Regions from separate parts of the Homo sapiens genome. Here region 2 is linked to region 1. A link is a loop called in an ENCODE intact Hi-C map of the cell type or tissue named here. Cell type or tissue: PC-3. All regions are shown on one strand. Each heading gives the region's core, and the rest is flanking DNA. Links, peaks and the distances in the headings are about the cores only. Region 1 overlaps LANCL3 (LanC like family member 3). Region 2 overlaps LANCL3 (LanC like family member 3).

Evidence for each region. A loop is a pair of places that touch in the nucleus more often than their neighbours do. Peaks named below come from ENCODE experiments on the same cell type or tissue, not always from the same donor. Only the 100,000 strongest peaks of a DNase experiment are listed, where the experiment ranks them.
Region 2: a loop joins it to region 1, with 2.0 times the contacts of the local background. A loop is called at or near these places in 1 of 110 quality-filtered maps.

What each region holds. Positions count from the first base shown.
Region 1 is chrX:37,598,144-37,602,544 of GRCh38, reverse strand. All of the region lies in intron 1 of LANCL3 (LanC like family member 3), which reads right to left. Among named protein-coding and RNA genes, the nearest start is that of LANCL3, 29 kb to the right of the region's middle. In PC-3, for the core only: no CTCF peak of the experiment used is centred there; a DNase peak (open chromatin) is centred at 2,584.
Region 2 is chrX:37,662,452-37,666,852 of GRCh38, reverse strand. All of the region lies in intron 3 of LANCL3 (LanC like family member 3), which reads right to left. Among named protein-coding and RNA genes, the nearest start is that of XK, 21 kb to the left of the region's middle. In PC-3, for the core only: no CTCF peak of the experiment used is centred there; no DNase peak of the experiment used is centred there; H3K27ac peaks cover 434 bases.

The sequences.
Region 1 (4,401 bases), core at 163-4,162:
AATAATCAATGTCTAAAGAAAATTTTTTAAAGAACTATACCCCAAGATGTTCATGTTTTACGCTGCTTCATTCTTTAGGAAAAGACCTTATGGGTTGCTTCTTATCAAAAATGGAATCTTGAAGTGTCCCAAGAGGCATTCTAATGATAATTAATGGTACAGAGTTTTCTTTCAAAATCATTAGAGATTCATTAAGCTGACAACACAAGCTGTTTAATACTTGAACTTTCTAAAAAGACTGCAGAATAAGGGGAGCTGCCATAATTATGACTTTAGAAATTCTGTTGTTGAATTTGCAAACTGCTTTGCATGCATAACATGATGTCTGTTTGCCTTTCCTTTTGAATTCAGGTATAGTTTGTTACTTCAAAACTATATATATATGTATAATTTCTCACTGGGAGGGAGTGGAGTTTGGATGTCAAAATACTGTTTGACCTTTGCTTCTTCTCTCTACCAAAACTCCCAACCTGCCCCAATACACTCACTCTTTTTCCTAGAAATGATCATTGCATTCTGCTAAGAACGAAGTTTAATCACATCAGGCGGGGAAATTTTACTTCTAGCTACTTTTGGCATGGCACCAGTTTGTTGCCTACCCAGTAGCAATCTCTCCCTTCTTTCTTGCTAATAGGACCCCAATATTTTTCAAGGTAGGCCAGATAAATGCAAGCTTTCCAGATTCCCTTACATGGCCATGTAACAGTTCTGCTCAATAGACATAAAAAGAAATTTGCTGGAGATTTATTGGATAGCTTTCGTTTCCCTGATAAGTTCAGACATATCTGGTACAGACTTCACTCTTCTTCCTGCCTTGAACATAGACATGGTATCTGGAGCTTCCACACATTATCTGCAACCATAAGGCAAAAAAGGCAATGAAGTCCAGAGACACTGGCCTTGACATCACCAACTCATTGAACTCATTTGCTAGCAGCCACCAACTTCCAGACTTTTTTATGTATTAGAAAAATAACCCTATTTTAAGGCACTGTAAGTCATATTTTCTATCATTTGCAGCTAAAAGCATTGCTAACTGACATTTATCCAGGAAAGGAATCTAGCATTTGCCCTCAGATCTGGGTAGATTTCATTATTTAAAATAATTCTTGTTAGTTTACTGTAATGTGCTCCTTGAGAATAGAAGCATGCTAAGTATCCACAATGAGCCATGACTGCACACAGACTCAATAATATCTCGTCACTCGAGTTTCACCCAAGACCAAAGGAAGCAATGAAATTATCATTTTATTAAAGCAGTACTCATCCCATGCACAACTGATCATTGATCATAAGTTGAAATTTACAAGGGAAAGCTGTGGCTTTCTGAGGACATCATTAAGTGGCATATCACAGAGGCTGCATCTTTTATCTTTCCTTAGTATTTGGGGGCTTTTCTCTGATATTATGCTATGCAATTACCCACAATATGCTACTCATGACAACTCTTCCCCCACCAAACAGCATTTTCTGATGGAAATAAATTTGACATTTTTCATGCCCAAGGTAAAAATATCTTAAAGTATATAGACATAAAAGGAGTGGTTTCCAACACGAATAGTATCCCTAGTGTCAGCTGAATGTTTTTACTGAGTAGAGACACAGGCAATGACCACTTTGGGTGAGTGGGCTAAGCTTCTGGTAAAGGGTTATACCACTGTCCCACTTGCTAGTTTGTCAGACAGGCGACCTTACAAAAGCAGGGGTTCAAAAGTGTTTCGCATCCTGTCACTTAACACTTGGTCCTCAGACCAGGAACACAGATATCAACTAGGAGCTTAAAAGAAATGCAGAATCTCAGGCCCCATCCCAGCCCCCTAACAAGTTCTCCAAGTGATTCAGGTGCATGAAAGTTTGAGAAGTACTGAATTAGTACTCTAATAAGGTTCATAGCAGGTTACAATACCAGGGTGTTAATTATTCCCATCCCAGTGAAAGGCATGCATCATCTAATATTCAGAGGGCTACAGATGTTGCCTGTGGACACTGAAAAGATTAGCAGCATTTGCCATGGTGGCAAGAAGGAAGGTTACTCTGCCTGTGGCACCAATAATTAATATATTTGACTCATCCAATGATATTAATTTTTCCCTAATGGGTCATTTATTAAGGTCTCTGAGGTTGATATATATTCTAGTCCATCCTTATCCATAGGGGATACATTCTAAGATCCCCAGTGGATGCCTGAAACCTCAAGTACTACCGAACCCCATGTATACTGTTATTTTTCCTATGCATAACTACCTACAATAAAGTTTAATTTATAAATTTGTCATAGTATGAGATTAACAAAAATAACTAATAATAAAATAGAACAATTAAAATAATATACTGTAATAAAAGTTATGTGAATGTGGTCTCCCTCTCTCTCTCAATATCTTATTGTACTATACTCACCTATTTTCAGACTGTGGTTGACCAAAGGCACCTGAAACCACAGAAAGTGAAACTGAGGATAAGGGGGGGCTACTTTATTCTTTAAGATGACAATGATAACAATATTTGTTTCTGGGAAGCATGTCATGGATACACAATGCCGATTTTTTATAAACAAACTTCTTCCTGTCACCTCGATGAGCCAATACAAATATCTCAGAAGTCTGGCAGGCTGCCTGGTTTATGCCACTGGAAAGGGTTACCTTGGATATTTGTGCTACTTGAGCAGCCAGTCTCTAGAATGCTGTCAACAGAGTGCCCACAGAATTCTCAGAACTGGGAGCTTAATTATACCCATCATAGCACCAATTCACTTGAAAAATAAAATTCATGTTTTGCTCTTCTAAGAAGACTGTGAACATCTAACCAAACATGATCACATATACTCTGCAGCCTACAGTGATTATGCCACTGTATGTTGTGGTGCTCTGAACAGTGCACCAAGGAGAGGAGATTAAACTGAGTTTTAAAGAAGTTATTCTAACTTCACTAAGAGTGATCACTGGAAGCTGAAACTTTCCAAGAGAGCATCAGGACTTTGTGTTCTACAAATTAAGCTGGAAACCGTTGGCAAAATTTCTGCTGCCAGCATTATAGTGGTCTAGGACAGTGGTTCTCAAAGTGTGGTACTTGGATCAGCAGCACTGGCATCACCTAGCAACTTGTTAGAAATGCAAATTATCCCACCCTACCCCAGATCTATGTAAGGCTAACAACTTGTGCTTTATCAGTCTGGGTCAAGTGACTCTGATGAACACTAAAATTTCAGAACCACTAGGATCAATAGTATTCAAACTATCATTGGTGAAGAAATAGTCTTGTTTTTATTTAAATGTCTAATCCATAATGGACTGATATTTTCACAAAATAACATACTGATACATCACCAGAGAAATTACCGGAGAAAACTCACTCTAATTACTCAGTCTAATTGTTCATAAAGTTCCTAAGTGCTTACCTCAAATTTCTATACTTACATCGTGTAGACTAGTAACAAATTTGCAGAATGGCACTGACCTGCAAGCCATACTTTGAGTAGCACTAGTCTAGATACTTCGAAGTCCCTTTTCCTATTATAAAAAAACTACATAATTTTATCAATTCCAAGATATACTTTTTTAAAAAAATCTTAACATCTTTGAAATTGGAATATATGTCAAAATCACCATCGGCCAGGAGGCAGTAGGACGTGACTCTCGTGGTCTGTGCATGTGCATCAAAACCTTCAAACTAGGTGTCAACTACTTGGGAAAAAATGCCACAGACAAAGTGGAACACTCTTTTAAGAAATTCTGCATCACTACTGCTTTTGATGGTACAAAGGAAGGTACTTTGTGAAAAATCACGGAAATCAGTGACTGAGGAAGAAGTGATTCAGGACTGTAGAAGTCCGACTGTAAGAAAGTTTTATGAATATCTTAATGAACGTATCTTGCTTATATTTTTCTGTTAGGTATACACATGAGTGATACATGATAAAATCAATGTCTAAATAACTTTAAAAGATAAGTTATACTTGTCCTTCAATAAGTATAAAATCCTAAGTGATAAGAAGGTGTTGTGTCATTTTGATTGACAGTGATTTTTCTCTTTCTTACTGGTACATAAAAATGCATCTTACAAAAGACAGATTACTATAATTGACTAGATACTGCATATCAGAGTGCTCTACCTCGGTTGCACACTGGAATTACCTGAAGAACTTTAAAATTATTGATGCCTAGGACCTGGCCCAGGAGATTCAGATTTAATTTGTCTGGAGCATGGCCTGGACTCAGGAATTTTTAAAACTCCCCAGGTGATCCTAATGGGCAGCCAAGGTAGCAAAGCATTGATACAAACAATGGAGAAGATCATGAATTCAATTTAGACAAAGTCTTCTTAGATATGATACCAAAAATATGAGCAACAAAAGATAAAGTTGATAAACTGGACTTTATAAAAATTAAGAACTTGTGCTTCAGA
Region 2 (4,401 bases), core at 302-4,301, 64 kb before region 1:
TTGTAGTTTAAAATTTGTAATGTTTAAGTACTTATAACTATACACATTTTCTTAAAAGCAAAACTGGGAGTTTTTCCAAGAAAAACAATGCTCCAGAAGGATCTTGCCAAGACTTCTACTTTAGCTGTGAAGTGAGTCCTTCCCACCCTGATTGTTCCAAGGAAAGAACTGTTCCTTCAAAGCTCTTCAACAAAAGTAGTATCAGTTACAAGAGAAACAAGAGAAGCAACAGCTATTAATAGAAATGATTTTCCCCAAGTTCTGGGTGTTCATATTCAGTGAGGAGGTTGGTATCACAAGATCACATTCTCTCCTGCATAGCCTACCTTTCTCCTATATAAAAAGTGTGAAAGACTGAAATATAGCTGGTATCTTGACTACCTCATCAATCAGGGTTATCATTGCCTTTCATTGCTTTGACTAGGCTATTTTACAACTCTGTAGAGATAGAAATTGTCTTGTAGAAAACTGATAGTAATGTAAATATTTTCTGTCCCTAGAAACTCACACTCTGTCTGGTAGAGGTTGACTTCCCTCTGCCTCTGTGGAAGAAGCCAGTTTTGCATCTATTAAGCAAATTTATTTCAGCATTCCTAATGGCCTATATAAATATGTCTACTCTTTGGATTTCCCTTTGAAACAGTTGTAACATCTTTCTGGTTCCCTCATTAAATAATGAGCTCAGTAAAATGGTTCATACATATTCTTTTTATATTTGTATGAGAGTCATGATTTCATACCCTTTTTAAGTGTATCCTTTAATATAGCCTGTGGTTAATACTTACAAAGCAACAAGCTCTTTGTTCAGTCAATGCTTTCCAGTCAACTACTGACAATGTTTACCTACAGCATTCTCCTACCTCAGTTTTAGGAACAAAGTACCTTGCACAAACTAAATGATGATATTAAAAGAACTGAACTTATTTATTCATACATTCATTCATTCATTGCATCCATTCATTTGAGAGTAGTCATTGATTATGTACTGTACGCACAGCCCTAGACAAGGCTGGAATCATGGGCATGCCACCTGTGCAGGCCTACAGCCCATACTCCTTAAAAGGGTTCCATGTTGAGTTTAATGCTCTGCTATTACCACCTTGAAATTCTTAATAATTTTTCTAAAAATAACTTGCATTTTCATTTTGCTATGGGCCTCCCAAATTATATAGTCAGTTCCAGCCCTGGGTGATATTGAATAAATGCTAAACATGACTCCTACCCTTCAGGAAGGCACTCTCTAAAAAGGGAGATAAAAATATATGCATATGACTGATACATAATAGGATATATATTTCATGATGCTGCTGGAACATAAAATAAATGGTTCTCTCAATAATACTAGCAGAATCAGAAAGGTGGAAGTTCCCTACGGAGATAGTTAGATGAGGCCTTAAATGGAAGGAGCACTTTTTCAGAACTTTGAAGGATACATAGAGAATTCCAGGCCCAAGATGAAGCAGGGAGGGCATTCTATCTAGCACTAAGATTAGCAAGGGCAAAGACATGGAGGCAGGAAGAAGCCACATGAAGGCTAGTGGGGCAATGTTCTAACCAACAGACCAGTGGGGAAGAAGGCTAGACTGGGTTCTGATTATGGATGGTTTTACAAATCTAATTAGATAGCTTGGACTGTACTCTGTGGTCATCAGGGAATCAATGGAAGTGTTTTTGCTTTGGATTGGTTGGCTTTTATTTTTTATATGACAATGTGATTATTATGGACAAAATGTCCCAATTTTAGTGGTATCAGGAGAGACCTAAAGAAGGGTAACAGGGTAGCTGTGAGCTGGTTATGTTAGCAGAAAGACAAAAATGAAGCCAATGACGTGTATGTTCATCACAGCACTATTCACAGTAGCAAACACATGGAGTCAACCTAGATGCCCATCAGTGGTGGAATGGATAAATAAAATGTGGTACATACACACCATGGAATACTATGCAGCCATAAAAAAAGAGATTATGTCCAGGAACATGGATGGTGCTGGAGGCCATTATCCTTAGGAAATGAATGCAGGAACAGAAAACCAAGCACCACATGTTCTCACTTATAAGTGGGAGCTAAATGATGAGAACACATGGACACAAAGATAGGAACAATAGACACCAGGGCCTACTTGAGGAGGGAGGGTAGGAAGAGGGTAAGGGTTGAAAAACTACCTATTCGGTACTATGCTCACTACCTGCATGACAAAATCCTTTGTACGCCAAACCCCAGTGACATGCAATTTACCCATGTAACAAACCAGCACATGTACCCTCTGAATCAAAGTAAAAGTGGAGAAAATAAAAAATAATAAAGTGGTTAATTGTATATTATGTAAATTTCACCTCAATAAAAAAAAGAAACAAAAAAAGCTTCTCTAAAAAAATAGAAAGTCAATGAAAGAGACATTTCACAGAACTTGGTAAGTGTTTCTATATTAATTGGGCATCTGCTATATGCCAGGCACAGTAGCAGGTGTTAAGCTTTTAAAAAGCATCTATCTTCATGGTGTTTTTCAGCTTAACTGGAAGTATTAATTAGACTATGTGAGGGGAAATAGAAGTCTCATGGAAGCACACAGGAGGGCCCCTAGCACACACTTGGTAGAAGGAGATGACTACTAGAGGGGTGACACCATCTAACCTGATTATTGGGGGTTGATAAGGAATTAGCAAGGTGTACTGGATGCTGTTGATGACCTGCATGGATCAGCTTTACCTTGCCAGCAAGTGCCTCATTTCCCAGTTCCTGTGAAAGTTGGCAACTAACAAAGCTCACTGCTGCATCTTCTTGAGAGATTTGCCCTCAGACAAATGAGAGGCTATGCTATGCAGCCACCCCTCACAGGGATGACACAGGGATACAAAATATTGACTTCCTTGCCTCAAGAGAGACCCAGCTTCTTGATGTAAACTGTGTTTCTTAGCTTCTCCTCAGACTCAGGGTGAAGCTAGTCTCCAGGTAAGACATGCTCCTCTTTGGCCTGTTCTGCTTCCCTGCTCCCTTACAGGTTCCTCTTGATACCAAGCTCTAATTCTAGAACCTGAGGAAAGAGCTTGGTGAAGAAGGAGGGTATTACAGCCAATCAAAGGAAGGTGGGTGGGAAGACCCTGCTCTTGCTGGCCTCTCTCAGGCTCTAGGTGTCCTTCTTAGATGATTGCTTTAGCCTCCTGTCCCCAGGTCTGCCATGCCTTAAATTCATTCTGTGGCAGAGTGAATGACCTTTCTAGGACCGTAATCTGACCATGACATTCCCCTGCTTAAACTACTAAATGACTCCCTATTACCCAGATGCCTTAGCATGACACAGAAAGCCCCTTGTGACTGAGCTCCTTTTCTATTTTCCCACCTCTTTTCCTCCATTCCCTTCTTGAAACTTTTCACTTCAGTAGAACCAAACCACCTACAGTGCTTCCATGCTTCTTACTACCAATGTGGTTCACTTTGCTTGGAACAAGCTTTGTACCTTTCTTGATCTGGCTAACTTACCTTAGGCATCACAACCTCCAGGAAGCCTTCCCTGGACCTGAAGGCAGCATGAGGAACCCCTCTGAGATTTCATTGATCCTATACAAACTTTAGCACTTACACAGAACCCAGTTAAAATTACCTATTTCCATGGCTGCCTCCCCTAATACAGTGCAAACTACTCAAGAGCAGAAACTGTATGTTGTTCACTTTTGTTCCACTAGTGTGTGGCATGGTGTCTGGCAAATGCCAAGAACCTCATACATGTCTGTTGACCATAAAGTGCCCCATTTCTCAACCCAGCACAGGCTGATACTGGGGTATAGATGAGAGATGTAGAAGGAAGAAGGGTGAGATGGTCTAATTGCTGTACCAGGCCATGAGCCCCAGAACGCTTAAAAGGTATTGATCCTGTGGTTCTGGCCAGGGTGAAAGAGCCTCTTCCTGCATCCTGGATCACAGAATGTTACATGGAAGTGACCTCGCAAAACTTCTAAACCAAAATTTAGTAAACCTGTTGGCTCCTAACCCAGCATAATGGAAGCCACAATAAGGCTGCTTAATTAAAAAAAAAAAAAAAGGAATGGTGGGTTTCTTTGCTTTTGATAGGAACCAGGAGCCACATCATTTCATCATAGGAACACTAATTATTGTGCATTGATAAGAAGCCTGAGTCAGTAATGATGTATGACTTTGCCAAATGCAACTGGGAAAAAGAATTATTACTTAATAAATATGTTTTGAGAGACTAAACTTTTGAAAATATGGGATCTAATAGGACCTTGTGACAGCCACACTTGGCACGTATAGCTTCAACACACTGGAGAATCACCACTGAGGTCCATTCTGGGTTGTGTAATTCCGCTGAGGCATGCATTGTACAGTGCGCACTACAGAGCTTAATGACCAACGATATCTGCACTGCAAAAGCCTTGTTGTTCTTT